2 separate regions of the Homo sapiens genome follow, and region 2 is linked to region 1. The links are chromatin loops, found by intact Hi-C in ENCODE. Cell type or tissue: Calu3. All regions are shown on one strand.

Region 1 (8,000 bases):
AATAGAGAACCATGATACATGAATAAAAACATAAATTTACAAACGAAAAACATTTTGGTGTCATAAATTTATGTAATATAACAAATAGTGAAAGATAAACAAAATATTGAAAAACAGATTTAAATTGAACAGAATCAAAGTTTTAAAGATTGAGATTTGTCTTTGTATCTAGGGATATCAGGGAACATATTCACTCACCAGGATTCTATATCATTGAAAATGTCAATATCTTTTAATACTTTATTAATGTGGTATCTTGATTAATCATAAGATTTTTCTGGATCACTTCTGCAAATTTGTTTATTAAGTCATCAAAACTTATACTTAAATTTTCTAAAAATATGTGTGAAAGTGACATCAATTGCTCTTGAGAAATGCAACGCCACAAATAATTTTCTATTTTGAGAAGAATATTTTTGGTAAACTACTAAAGCTATGTAGAGTATTTATGACTCAATACAAATCTATTTTATGTATTCTGAGTTTAGTTTTAAATTTAAACTTACACAATATTATTTTAACACTTCTTCAGAAATTCCCTGTAACTTGTAGAATCAATTTAAGAAACTAAAAATGGATTCATTATATATATATATATATATAAAGTTCAAAATGCCTGGTAATGCATTTTATCTTCGTATCTTCAATTAGGAGAGAAAATTTAATTTTAGAGTTGCTTTTCTTATTAATTTTAAAGTTATCTTTATTCCAAAAAGATAGTGGACATGCAAACTATTTTTCCTTTAGGAGAGTATGAGAGGAAAAAGCAGCTGACAAACATACTAAGAAGAAAACATCTGAAATTTTAATGAATTTTTAAAGATTAAATGTAAGTTATCCTGAGAATTTAGTTTATTTGAAGATTCATATGGAAATCATGTTCTTTTCTGTTCAATATGGTGATCTTTAAATTTAATTTTTATTTTTAAGACTGTTGATATCTGCTTTCCAATATTGCAGCAGTTTTCAAAACTGGATATTCCAAACACTTTGAAGAATTTTAGCCACTTCCTGGTACGTTTTATTACAACATTTATGTGTAAGTTTTATTTTTTAATTATTTGCTGACATAGTATATTGCCTGTGCATTAACAGTTCTTGTCCAGCCCTCGGTTTAGAGAGTTAATATTTGTGCACAAGCCACAAGGATGGGCTCTGGGGATGGACGATCCAGCCATACTCTCTCCATGGAGCCTAGTGCTGCTGATATATGGAGCCTCACTTCTCTCTTGTGGCTAGAACCACTACTGCCATCTCTACTGCATCTCACCATGGCTCCTAATCTGGACCCAGGTGCCACCTGGTTTTCTTGGGACCCCAGAATACCCCCTGAACTGGCTGAAGCCTATACCTGTGTGATGGGGCACCAGGCCAATTGCTTAAAGCCTAAGGCTCAAAATCCTGAGCCTGCACTTGCATGGACATCCTGAGGCCAATCTCCACCACTTACTGGCTTGCTCTATATCTCATAGACTTTACTTGTAATTCAAAAATAAAAGTATTAGGAATTTCTAGGTGGCAATAGCAGATTCTTTTTAAAAAATGTATTATTGATATTTCTTCTTTTAAAACTCATACTTTAAGTTCAAGGGTACAAGTGCAGTTTTGCTACATAGGTAAATTTGTGTTGTGGGAGTTTAAAACTAAGTGTGGGGCCCTTCTCAGAGTAATGCCCTATACTTTTTACTGTAGAGGTCACATGCCTATATACCTTGCCCTGCCCTGTCTGTGTTTGCTTACTGAACTTAAGGTTAGAATGATAATGCCTACGTTATAAAGTTGGTGATGATGCTAAATGAGATTGTAAATATGAAGCGTTTATAACAGAGTAGACCACATTTATAGCAAGCTCTCTGTAAATATAAGCTCTATTATTATTACAATAATGTGTGAGACACAGTCACTGCTTCAGACGTGTTTGTAATCTAGTTAGAGAGACAGACATGTGGACAATCCACTACAACAATATAATAAATAAATATCACTAGGCATTGGGAATATAAAAATGCCTTGTCTACAAGAGATCTATGGAAGTGAAACTGACATTTATATAATTATTGTTTAATATGATTAGTGTGAGCTCTACTTCCACTTAGGATGTAGAAAATCTCAAGACACAGGACAATGTCACTACTACTCTAATATCAAAAAAAGAAAATAGAAGAAAGGAAAAAGAGAAAGTATAATCTAAGAAATTATAACTTTTCTGAGCTCATCAGAGAATTGAGGTTGAAAGACAACTAGGTGAACTGAATTCCAAAAGGGTGACAGTCCCCTCCAAAAAGATGGTGTACATGCCAACTATTTTTCCTTTAGCAGAGTGTGAGAGGAAGAAGCAGCTGACATAAACATGCTAAGAGGGAAACGTCTAAAATGTTAATGAATTTTTGAAGATTAAATTTGGGAAATCATGAGAATTTAGAATTTCTCGAAACTTCAAACATGAGGTACCTCAGCACTTTCTTACCAGCCTTTTAACATGGGCCTCCACTGGGTGCATGTGAGAAAGACTGGGATCAGAGAAAAGAACCTGACAAGCTCCACCCCCTGTGTCAGTGGTGCAGGTATGCAAATGAGACTACAGTATTCAAATGGTGCTGCTGGAGAACAGACATGAAATCCAGACTCTAGGCAGAGGCAAGAATGCTCAGGGTTTTATATTTTTGCAGTAATACAAAGCAAAGCTACTGGGGACAGACAGGAAATGCACTCTTGGCCTAGACCCTCCTCATCCTTACAAGGCAGAGTTCTGGTCGGCAGGGGATTGGGAAGGGTGAGTTGCTGGGAGATATAAGGAATGCTCAGAAAGCCCCATCCTGGAAGGGTAAGTGTACAGGGCTTACCTAAGACTGAGGCTGGAATAAGAGAACTGAGAAATTTCCCGGCTCCTACCATAAGGCCTGCATGAAATAATAAGCAACAGCAGTAAACTGCTGAGATAACACTAGGAACATGGACAAAGACCCTTTCTGAGTCGTCCCTATGCAGGGCTGCTCAAAGCAACCATGCTGAGAAAAGCCTTCCAACACTCTAGATGTTATACAAAGCACAAGATAGCAGTAGTCCTCAACATAAGGACCCAGGATCATCTCCACTGATATTTAGGCCATAGCAGAAAAGTGCCACGAGATGGCACCAAACCTCAAACACTTCCTGAACAGGTCTGGATTACATAGCTGTACTCCTGGACCACCCATTTTTCTAGATGTATAGTCTAGTCCTAGTCATTGAATGTTTCTTGTCTGTCATTACAACCGTGCATTTAATATTAATGTTTTGCCTTTATTATTACTGGCCATTGTGACATAGAATATCTGTGTTTTTTTTTTAATTTGAGTTTTCTAAAACTATGTATTACAAAAGTGGTATGACTTGAGGAATGTTTTATATATGCAATTGGGTTGGAAGAAGTGATCAAACATGCACACAAACAGAGAGAGAAAGAGAGAAAGGGAGAACTCTAAGATGAAATGAAATAAATGTCCTAGTTGAATTTGTCAAATATATATATATATATATATATATATATATATATATATATATATGTGGCAAATACAGTGGCACACAGGAAATGAGATCATATGTCATGTTTTAGTGTAGTTTCTCATGATCCTCAAGAGTCCTCATGGGACATTAAGCTGTCACTAACATATTTGCAGGATCTGGAAAATGGAATTCTTGCTATATCATGGACATCAAGTAAGGATGGCTATTAACTCTCTAATGCAGAACTACATTTTTAAATTTGCATTTACTTTTAACATTTTTATGCATTAATGATCTTGCCTAAATCAATGATTACTTTGGAGATTATAAAATGGTGATTTGTTACTTCTAGGTTTACGCTGTTTCATTTTATCTCATTTTATTTTGATTCCAAGAGAGAAAAAAAATAATAAATGTGCATCATCAACCCACTGGTTTAGCCTGATAACATATCGGTTTAAAAGTCATTAAAAGGGGCCAGGTGCGGTGGCTCACACCTTTAATCCCAGCACTTTGGGAGGCCAATGTGGGCAGATCACTTGAGGTCAGGAGTTCGAGACCAGCCTGGCCAACATGGTATAACTCTGTCTCTACTAAAAATACAAAAAAATTAGCTGGATGGGGTGGCAGGTGCCTGTAAACTCAGCTACTCAGGAGGCTGAGGTGGGAGGTTCTCTTGAACCTGGGACTTGGAGGTTGCAGTGAGTCAAGATCACACCACTGAACTCTGGCCTGGGTGACAAACTGAGACTCCATCTCAAAAAAACAAAAGCAAAACAAACAAACAAAAAACTCAAAAGTCATTACAAGAAGAAATAAGAGATATTTTAGAAGAAAGATATAAAAAAGGCCTTTCCTAATATATATTTGATGATTTTCCAAGAGGCAAGAGTTCAGCTTACTTGTTCTCCTCATTATGTGGTTGGAGGTTGGGTGTATTAGATAAACCAAGGCAGGCATATTTTTAATTTATCACATTTCTTATCTTGGTCTCCGGGCTCTATATCACTTTATCCTCACTTGATCTCACAAAGTCTTCTATAATTCTCTCCTGTGATCCATACAGTACAGGTGCATTTGCCCCTTCTTATTCCTCAGACATATGCCACTTTGCCAGATTGTCATATAGCTTCCTTCTTCTTGTCTTTCATTTCTTGGATTCAGTGTCCTGTCCCTAGACTGTCCTTTTCAGACCATTCAATATAGAGTATCTGCTGCCTGCTCTGTGTTACAGGAGCCTCCTTAAAATCCATGCTAGCATTTGTGATATCTGTTTTTTGTTTTTTTCTTTTTTGGTCCTTTCCTGTCTTCCCCTACTAGAATGTCAGTTCCAGAATAGCAGGTGTCTTGGCAATCTATCCGTTTCTTACTATATCCCACCACCTAGAGTAGGATTGTAAACAGTGTTTTTTGTTTTTTTTTTAATATAAAAGCACCTTTGTTTATTCACTTCTTAAACTTTTACCTTTTCACTTTCTTATTATTAGGTATAAAATATGGATTTACATGTAAAAAAAATATTTAATGGCCCAGGAGTCCTGCTTCTTTTAGTGGCAATTGTAATTCGGTTCAACCCTCTCAGTAAGGTAGATTAAGAAAGTGTGTATCTGCGTATGTGTCTGTGCATGTGCACACATGTGCATTTGGAGTGCTAGGAAGACAATTATAGGACCAAATTCCAAAATAAAAGAAAATGAAACTTAGAGAAACATGAACCTGGTATTTAGCTCAATTTTTTCCTTTAGGAGTATCTGCCAATTCAGGAAGAAGTGGTTGGTGAGATCAAGAAGTTGTTGAGAGTTTTTGGAAAATTCATAGAAATGAAAATAAAAATTGGGTTCAAATTTTGCTAAGAGACATTGGTAATTCACCAACAGTTTTAATTAGGATTCTGATGATCTACACCCCTCAAATAAGGGGAAAATATATTTGCAACTTCTAATTTAAATTCTTGATAATATGAAGGTCACTCTGGTCTATTGATAGCCCTAGACACTTGCATAAAGAAAAATCAACCTACTCTAGAGGATAAGAAAATTATCCTGGACCTTAAATCCTTTTTGCATATTTTTATATTGAACCTTGCAAACAATGAAGAGCAACTGGGCAAATGAATAAACAGATGATGTAGCAGAAAAGAAGAGAACTAGAGAAATAATAAATAATAGTAAATAAGAATCAAGACAGGCCAGGCACTGTGGCTCATGCCTGTAATCCCAGCACTTTGGGAGGCTGAGGTGGGAGGATAACCTGAGATCAGGAGTTCGAGATCAGCCTGGCCAACATAGCAAAACCCCGTCTTTACTAGAAATACAAAAAAATTAACCAGGCATGGTGGTGTGTGCCTGTAATCCCAGCTACCTGGGAGGTGGAGGTTACAGTGAGCCGAGATCACGCCATTGCACTCCAGCCTGGGCAACAAGAGTGAAATTTCGTCCCCCCAAAATAAGTAAATGAATAAATAAAAAAGACCTACTGCAATGGTTTCTAGTAAGCAATGCAATGCATACATTGAAAGCTGAATAATCGCTTTCAGTGCATGCATTGATTTCCAAAAAGAGTAAGTCATAATTTCTTACTCTCCTCCCTCCCCCAGCCCATTTCACCTTTTCTCTATGAAAGGCAACCTCCTTGTTCCAGGGCTTATCCTAAGGTATCATTGTGCTCTTTGTCTCCTTTCTTTCTGTCATACTCTACACATGATTGGTTAGGAAATATTTACTTTTATTCCAAAATATAGACAAATACAGTTGCTAATAATTTCTCATCACATCCACAGCTACCACCTTGCTTCCCTATCTTACTGAATGCTTGTAGCCTCTGCTTACAGTCTTAACACAGCAGTCAGTATAGTCCTATTAAAGCATAAATAAAACCAGATTGCTGTTTGCTCAAAATTTTGCAATAGCCACCCTTACACTCAGACTAAAAGTAAAATCCATAAAATGGCTTACAATGCTCTAAGCCTTTCCAAATCCATGTCATGGCCTTAGAGACAGCTGTATGTCTGTATCATGTATTTATCTTACCCCAAATCTTCTATAATAGTGTGTATCATAGGATGTCAATTAACTACAACTCTGCATTTTCCTATAATATACATGTTTACAGTGAGCAGAGAAGTGTTTTGTTGACACTGAAAAAACTGCAATGAAAACTATATACTGGAAGGTTATATCAATCCTTTTTAAAAACCTTATGATTTTGGTAGCAGAATGATGTTTCAGTTGTCATCAATGAAGAAATTTTTCAGGGAATAGTGGGAAGGGGGGATGGTTACTAGGGGTAGTATGAGGAAGATCTTTGTAGTGCTAGAACAGTTTTTTTTTTTTTTTTTGGAGACGGAGTTTCGCTCTGTCGCCCAGGCTAGGGTGCAGTGGCACAATCTTGGCTCACTGCAAGCTCTGCCTCCCGGGTTCACGCCATTCTCTTGCCTTGGCCTCCCGAGTAGCTGGGACTACAGGTGCCCGCCACCACACCCGGCTAATTTTTTTTCTTTTTTTATATTTTTAGTAGAGACGGAGTTTCAGGGTTTCACCATCATGGTCTCGATCTCCCGACCTCTTGATCCGCCTGCCTCGGCCTTCCAAAGTGCTGGGATTACAGGCGTGAGCCACTGTGCCCAGCCGAACAGTTTTTAATTTTGATTATGTTATACAAATCTTCACATGTAATAGAATTGCAAGAACTAAATACACAATACACACACACATGAATAAGTGCATGTAAAACTAGTGAATCTGAAGAAACTGTGTATGTCTTACCTTGATTGATGGGCATCAATTTCTGTTTTAAACAACTAATAGTTTGCTTTCATCATTTTTGCTTTCATATAGTATTTTCTGATTATATAAATCTCCCTTTGAGCACCAGACAGCTATTTTATTAACCAATTTTAATCTCCTGATAGTCTAAAGATAAAAATAATTGTATATACACAGCTCTTAACTTTTTTTTTTTTTTTGCTTTTGAGTAATGTTTCATGATTAAAGCAATTCCTCATTGGACTCCAGAGAATTCTTTTATTGATCTATTTCAATCTAATGGTGGTTTAAAGATAAATAAGCTTGACTATAAAAAACTGTTTTGGAGCAGAGAAGCTAGAAACTAGAGCACAGCCCTGATTGTCATATAGTTCTAAAGACTTGTTTATCACACTATGTTTAGAGGTACATTTCAATTAAAGATTGTCAAATTTTGGAAGTTGAGCTTTTCCTAAAACATAGGTTCCCCAGAGCTTTCAGGGATCTATTTTGTTGTTGTTGTTGTTGTTTGTTTCTTTTCTTTTTCTACATAAATGCAAGGTATAACTACTTTTTAACTATAATTAATTTTCTTCAATCAAATTAGATTATGTAATTAAACTAAAATTAAAATAATGAAATAGAAGGTAAGACAATGCTATATGACTGTTTATTTTAAACCTTGTTTTAGCAAGATGAGTAATACATTAATAAATCCAACAACCTTGGTTGCTGTCACCGTGACCTGGACCCTCCTAGTCCACATCCTGA
Region 2 (8,000 bases), 250 kb after region 1:
GAAAACCTAGGACAGTCATCACTTAATAAAAACAAAAGAAAAAATTATCTTGAAAATTAAAATTTGATATATATGTTTGTGTATATACGAGTGTGTGTGTGTGTGTTTATTTGTATTTATTAGTTCTGTGCTCTACTAATGCTACTTTAATTTTCGAAGAAGTAATATTATAAACCAGTCATGCGGGATAAGAAAAACCCTAGACATTCCATAGTGGCCGGGTAGCTATAGAACATAATTCCCATGAACAGGGTAAAGGGAAGAGAATGTGTAAAGAATGTGTATTGGAAACTACTTGGGGTTAAGTAAACTAAGCTCATAGTTCAGATTCCGGAAATTGATTATAGTCCAAATGTAAATATTTAACATGTGTTATTTACCAGATGAAATGGTGAGAAAATATCTAATCTTGTTGGAAATTCGGGTGTACCTGCACCTGGGAGGTTGCTAAAGTGCCCTTACTGATTGGTATTTTGTAAAGAAATATTTCGCAACAAAAAAAAAGTGCTTATTAAAAGGAAAGTCACCTAGCCTTAATGTTTAGTTTACTGATAACTATCGTTATTTCAGCTATTAGTAAGAGATTTTCTTTTGACAGCCGAATCCACATTGGCTTTGCCTTCTTAGTGGAAGATATTTCCTAATGATAATGATTTTGAGCTTATATTTACCTGCAACCACCTGCTCTTCCCCTCTAAATGTATTCCGAGATAAGCTGGTAAACTTGAAGGACATAAGTCATATGCAGGAATTTCAGTTATCCAGTTGGATAGCTGAAAACATGAGGTGAGCCCCGTTATCCCTGACTTCCATTTTCTGAATATACCCTGTAATGAACTGCAATAAAATAACTTCCAGTTGGAAGCTTCATCTGAATAATCAACTATTTACATTAATCACAAATAAATTTCTTGAAGAGAAAAAGAAAATTATTAACTTGTAGAAACGAGAGTATATCAGGGCCTGCCACTCTATTTTGTTAAGGAAAAGGAGAGATATTATTCTTGGGAACATTATTGATAAGAGAAAAATACTAATCATCTATATCAAAAGTATTGTGCCTTTATTTTTCTTCCCTAGGTTTTAAACTCTTTAATATGCTTTGAATTTTACTGTCGCCACCTCTTCTAGGACTTTGCTTTATAATTCACCCCTTCGTAAACTCTTTTTATCTTCTGCCTTTTTCTCTGGTTCTTTCTACTATCTTGTCACATTAAAAGAACCTTCGCTTGACCACATATTCCCCTCCACTATCTTTCCTTCACACACCAAATAGCAATCCATCGTTATTCTCTCTAGTACATCACTTTCCAGAAACTCCTCAGCCCACCACAAAATGTCTACTGCCGGCCAGGCACGGTGGCTCACGCCTGTAATCCCAGCACTTTGCGAGCCCGAGGCGGGCGGATCACGAGGTCAGGAGATCGAGACCATCCTGGCTAACACGGTGAAACCCCGTCTCCACTAAAAATACAAAAATTTAGCCGGTCTTGTTATTGGGCGCCTGTAGTCCCAGCTACTCGGGAGGCTGAGGCAGGAGAATGGGGTGAACCTGGGAGGCGGAGCTTGCAGTGAGCTGAGATCACACCACTGCACTCCAGCCTGGGCGACAGAGCAAAACTCCGTCTCAAAAAAAAAAAAAAAAAAATGTCTACTGCCTCCACTCATCCTCAGTAGCCACTTTTCTTCTTAGGGTTATCAGAAATCTCTTAACTGCCACACCCAATAGCCACTTGCAGAACTGATCTGACATATCCTCTTTGTAACATAATGCATTGTGACCTCCTCCTCCCATTCTTGCAGCTTTCCTCTCCTTGACTGTTACGATGCCATTCTCACATGGATCTTCCTTTGCTTTTCCAGCTGCTTCTTCCCAGATCCCACATGCACCTTGCTTCTTCCACATAGTCAATAGATGTGGATGTCATGCAAGTTAAGATTAGCATGGCCACAAACACTTGACAGTTCTTCCCGTTAAGAGAAGCTCTCTATTTCTTCACCCCTTGAATAGACCTTGGAACTTGCTATGACCAATGGAATGTGGCAAAAACCATGTTTGCATGTTCTGGAGTTCAGGCTTCAAGAAGCCTTGTATCTTCTGCTTAATTCTTTTTGGAATGCAGTCCTGAGACTGCTGTTTGATGAAAAAGCCTGAGTTCAAAGATTACATGGAGAGAAAAGAGGCAAACCATCGAAATCAAGTTGCTCTACCTGAACTGAGCCCTCAGCCAATCAGCTGCTCATGAGAGAGCCCAGGTGAAGCCAGCAGAAGAACCAGTCTTGCTGACCCACAGAATTATGGAAAATAATAAATTGTTCTTCCAGCCACTAATTTGGGGAGTGTTTTATTGTGCAGTAAGTGGTAAGTGATACAATTGGCATCCCCTAGGTTTTCGACTGTGACTCATTTCTTGTCTCACTATACACATTCTTGTGGGTGACTGCAATAATAGTTGCAGTCTGTAAACCAATTGTATGATGATGGTTCTCAAATCTAACTATTACGACCTTGAGCTCTAGACCTATATTCCCAACTTCTTTTTTTTTGCATCTTGATATTTTCATTTTCATAACTTACAGACACCTCAAATTTGACCCATGAAAACTAATTCATCATACTCTTCTCTAAAATATCAAACTATTCCATTGCCTGAGTTCCCATCCTACTGAATGCAATTATAGTGAATGCAAAAATAGTGTTCCCCACCTGTCTACCCAGCTTGAAAACTGAGTTTTCCTAAACACTTTCCTTTGCCTCTCTCCTCTTACTTTAACAACCAATCACTGTTTGTTTTATCCTTTCTCTTAAATATCCCAAATATCTGCCCTCATATTCATCACCCCTACCACAATTCAGATAACTCTGTTTTACTATATATTACTGCAGTAAGATATCGTAGGTTGTTATAAAATCTTTCCCCTTCACATTTGTGCCCCGTAATCTTACCAGACTGTCATTTTTAAACTGCAAATCTATTTTTTAAATTTTTTTATTGAAATCTTTAAACTATTTCTAAGTCCTGCATTTTAAACCTGTCTCTGTCTCTCTTTATCCCACTATCTCTTGTCTGCTCCTAGGGTTGCTTCCATAATCTGACTCCTCTAACTCATAGCCAAGCATTAATTAATATACACATTGAGTTAGCCATTCCTTACTTCTTGCTGATCTCTGACAGATCTACTATGAGAACAACCTGCTGTTACACATATTACATTATTGATTGCTAGACTGGAATGGACTGCATCTGCCACGCTTTTATTTTGACTTCGAGCTTTTCCATAACCTGTTGCCTTGTCCTGAAACACTCTTTGATCCCTTCTCCATCTAACTCTTACTCTGCTTTAGGTGTTAAGTGTTGCTTTCAGGAAAGTTCTCTGACCTTCTCTGAATAACCCCACTCCCACAAACCGAAATGGAAATGTGTGCTCATTTATTTATTTATTTATTTATGAGAGGAAGTCTCACTCCGTGACCAGGCTGGAGTACAGTGGTGCGATCTCGGCTCACTGCAACCTCTACCTCCCAGGTTCAAGTGAGTCTCCTGCCTCACCCTCCCTGGTAGCTAGGATTACAGGTGCGTGCCACTATGCCTGATTAATTTTTGTATTTTTAGTAGAGACAGGGTTTCACCATGTTGATACTTCTACAAAATCTAATGTACACTTAGTAGCAGCACTTTGTACTTTGGATAATGCATCCTTTTTTGCTAGTTTGCCAGTCAAGTCCTGGGCTAAGTCTCACTTTTGAAGTCTAAATGCCTAATACAGTAGGTATTAAACTTGGGAGTGGGGTAGAGATGAGAAGGGGGAGTTTTAGGGAGATATATAAAGGGAATTTCTCAGTCAATAATCTAGATCAAGTGTCTGAAAACTAAGGACCTCGTGGTTATAACTGCCCCACCACCTGTTTTTGTAAATAAAAGTTTTATTGAAACACAGCCACATCAATTTCATTATGTATTATCTATAGCTGTTTTCATACTACAAGGACAGAGTAGTTGAGATAGAGACATTATGACTGGGAAAATATAAAATATTTATTATGTTTTTTACACAAAAAGTTTGACAACTCTTGTCCTAGATAATTTGGCTGCCCCAGAAATCTGCACTGTATTTATTTAAATAATAAAATGTTTATTGAACTTCAATATCTACACAAGTTTTCTCTGTACCATTCTCTAGGAGATCAAAAGGTAAAAATAATGTGATCTTTACACACACACACACACACACACACACACACACCCTTACAGTCTAGTGGAAATAATGGCTATGTTTGAAAGCAATTTCAACCAAAGGTAATGATTAAAGGATCATTAAAAGGGTGACTGCCTTATGTGGCCTGACTGTGATTAATATAAGATTAGTCAGCCTGACAGCCCTGACTGGGAAACCAGTTTGTGTTTTGCCTTGAAAGCCCCACTCCAGGTGCACTGTACTATTCTGTATTAATCAGCCCCATATGGTTGTCAGGAGGGATGAGAGTGGGTTGGATGAAAGGCTGCTTTCACAGTCCCATGTCAGGTGCAATGTGTCCAAACACCAGGTGTTTACTGGTGGAATATTTAGAAACATTCAAATCACACCTTAATTTTCTTCACTCTTCACCCTGATGTTCTTCCCTCACCAAGCCTATCTCTGCCATATTTTCTGTTCTTTATGATGACACACATGTATCTCCAGTTACTCAGAACCAAAATCTAGTCACGAATGGTTCTTTTTTCCATCCTGATATTGGCCCCATGCACTGAATTTTGAATTCCTATAAATTCCGCCTCCATGGTGACTCTTGAATCATTCTTCTCTTTCTATTTAAGAAAGTCCTTTAACTCCCTCGTACCTGGCCCACTCGTATTCTTTCTCCATTCCTTCCAATATTTTTTTTTTTTTTTTTTGAGGCAGAATCTCGCTCTGTCGCCCAGGCTAGAGTGCAGTGGCACGATTTCGGTTCACTGCAAGCTCCGCCTCCCGGGTTCACGCCATTATCCTGCCTTAGCCTCCCGAGTAGCTGGGATTACAGGCACCTGCCACCGTGCCTGGCTAATTTTTTGTATTTTTAGTAGAGTCGGGGTTTCACTGTGTTAGCCAGGTCTTGATCTCCTGACCTCGTGATCTGCCTGCCTCGGCCTCCCAAAGTGCTGGGATTACAGGCATGAGCCACCGCGCCTGGCCCATCCCTTCCAATATTTTTAAATATATTTCTTCAAGTTTAATATTTATGTGACATAATGATTATATCATTTTCTTGCTCATAGCCCTTCAATGGTTCCCACCACAATATAAAGAAAAATTAAATTAAATTTAAAAAATAAAATAATCTGTTTGGCCATTCACAAACTCGCTGATACTATTATGCCAAATATTTTACATTTCTTCCTCTTTCTCCTTTACCTACAATATTCTTTTTCCCAACTTTTTATATTCTAATCTTCCCTCTCATTTAGATTCTAGTATAGACGCTGTTTTGTAAAACCCACAGAGGTTGCTTCTCCTTGTCACCTAACATACCACTCTATCTCAGTCTTGAGCTTCAGGCCCAATATCTTACTGAATACCTCTACTTTATGTATTTAACTGGCATCTGAAACTTAGCAAGGCTAGAGAAGAATCACTAATTTTCCACACATTCTTCCCAACATCTTCTGTTTGACAAATATCTTCAGAATCATCCCTGTTAAAACCCTCAGAATCATCCCTCATTTTTCATCTTCACTCACTCAGTACAAATTTAAGTTCTCTTTCTAAACTGTATCAATTTTGTCACCTACATTCCTTCTCTACTATCATTACACTAGTCATCATATTTTGCCTATACTACTGTAATGTCACCGCAACTAGAGTCCCTGCTTTCACTCCTCGTCCTAGTACAATTACCTCTCTACATCCTAGGCAAGTTGACCTTTTGAAAAATGTAAATAAGATTCTATAATTCCCCTGGTTAACACCCTTCAATGGATTTCCCTTGCATTTAAAGTACAATCAACATCCCTTATAATCCACAAATATCTAAATAATCATACTCCATCTAGGTCCTCAACTACATTCCCTACTCGTAAGCCCCTTACTAACTGGTTTTCCTTCATGTTTTCCACAGCTCCAAACCATATTCTGTCTCAGTTACTTTATACCTTCTGTTCAACCTGGCTAAAACAGTCTTCTACCACAAGCCTGACATGCCTGATTTCTTTGGTTCATTACAGTCTTAACTAACAAGCCAACTCTTCCCAGACCACTCTCCACTACATGAATCTAGTTTTTCCTGATAACAGTAATTACTATCTCAAATGTCTAATTCACATATTGTTTTTGCATTGTCTGTCCATCTACCACTGCATTATACATTCGATCAGAGGAAAAACCTTGATTATCTTTCTCATTACTTTATCCTTAGCATCTAGAAAAATATATGGCACATACTACAAGGTAAATAAATATTTATTATTCAACATATGGATTATATTATGACACTTTAAAATGCTTGTTTTGTATTTCAATTGTTTACATATGGCTTGTGTGTCTTGTTAATCAGCAAGCTCCTTAAAAACCTAATCCATACCTGATTTATCATTAATACTTCACAATATAACTCGATATAAATATATATGTGTGTATGTGTGTGTGTATTTAAGTAGATCACAAGTCTGACAGAGTGAGATTTGTGATCTACTTAGAACATCATGTATATTTTTTTCTGAGATGGTAAAATAGGTTTTCTAGTATCTAATAGCACAACAGTGTGGTTGTAGGCAGTAATAATTTAATTGTACATATTAAAATAACTAAAAGAGTGTAATCAGATTGTAACACAAGGATAAATATTTGAGGTGGTAGATACCTCATTTACCCTGATGTGATTATTATGCATTGTATGCTTGTATCAAAATATCTCATGTATCACATAAATATATATATACACTTACTATGTACCCACAAAAATGAAAAATAAAATATTATGAGCATATTCTGTAAAACAATACATTCCACAGTCAACCATTTTACTTAATCTTCTAAATTGTGATTACAGCAAGTTCTCCTAATTAAAAGTAGAACCACAAAAATTGCTTAACATTGTTAAAACAGTAACTTAGTCTATGTCTTATGGCTATTAATTATAGTTCTAGGAAGAAATTCCTCAACTTTCACTGCTGGAAGAACAGGCAGTCAAGGAACAAAGTTGACTACTTTGTGGTCTACCTCTGTAATGTGCGTAGTTTCCTGCACTATTAACAAAGATGAAACCTCAAAATTCTACTATGGCCTTTTAAGTGTTTTTACTAATCATGTATAATTCTTCTCCATATGAGAAGGTAGTTATTACATGTCTACCCCATAAAAAGGTCCATGGTTTATCAATAGAATCTCTCTTATCTTCCAGAAAAACACAAGATCTTATGTACAGAGCTGAAATAGATATCCTTTTAGGCTTTACTGTGGAAGACTGTGTTTTCCCAAAACAAACGCTCTTCTACTGAATGCTAAATTACCACACTTAACCATAATTTCAGGGATTCCAGTGGGACTGAAAAGGATCAGAGTAAATAAGGAGCATTAAGAGTAACTAAAGGTATATGAGGTGGCTACAAAATGTCCCAACCATTGGTTGAGAACAATAAACATGCACCAGAGGGCATATCAATAGGCCTCTCACACAAAGCTTCTAGCAGTCATACGCCATAATTAATGAGCCTGAAAATTTGCTGAAGTTGGACCACTATCTGCATCAATGGAAATAAAATTTAAAAGACTCATAAAATGGTAGAGTTACTCAATTTCAAGATCTGATACACGGACCAATTTAATGTGATTATTAGAATAAACAGAAGTCAACTGCCATTGACTTTCAACCGACAATGTTATATAAATACACAAAATTATTTTAAATACTTCCATTGTAATTGTAAAATATTGTTTTCCACCAACTCAACTAAGATTATGGATTGCCAAACTGACCATATTACTGCCCGTTTCTTGGATTCTTTTCTTTTGATTATCATATGTGA

Evidence for each region. Hi-C counts contacts between places; a loop is a spot of excess contacts. Peaks named below come from ENCODE experiments on the same cell type or tissue, not always from the same donor. Only the 100,000 strongest peaks of a DNase experiment are listed, where the experiment ranks them.
Region 2: a loop joins it to region 1, with 2.9 times the contacts of the local background. A loop is called at or near these places in 2 of 110 quality-filtered maps.

What each region holds. Positions count from the first base shown.
Region 1 is chr12:85,572,763-85,580,762 of GRCh38, forward strand. No RefSeq gene overlaps it. Among named protein-coding and RNA genes, the nearest start is that of LINC02820, 260 kb to the left of the region's middle. In Calu3, a CTCF peak has its summit at 3,141 (motif pointing right); a DNase peak (open chromatin) is centred at 3,119.
Region 2 is chr12:85,821,571-85,829,570 of GRCh38, forward strand. All of the region lies in intron 1 of RASSF9 (Ras association domain family member 9), which reads right to left. Among named protein-coding and RNA genes, the nearest start is that of RASSF9, 11 kb to the right of the region's middle. In Calu3, no CTCF peak of the experiment used is centred here; DNase peaks (open chromatin) are centred at 441, 2,311 and 4,331.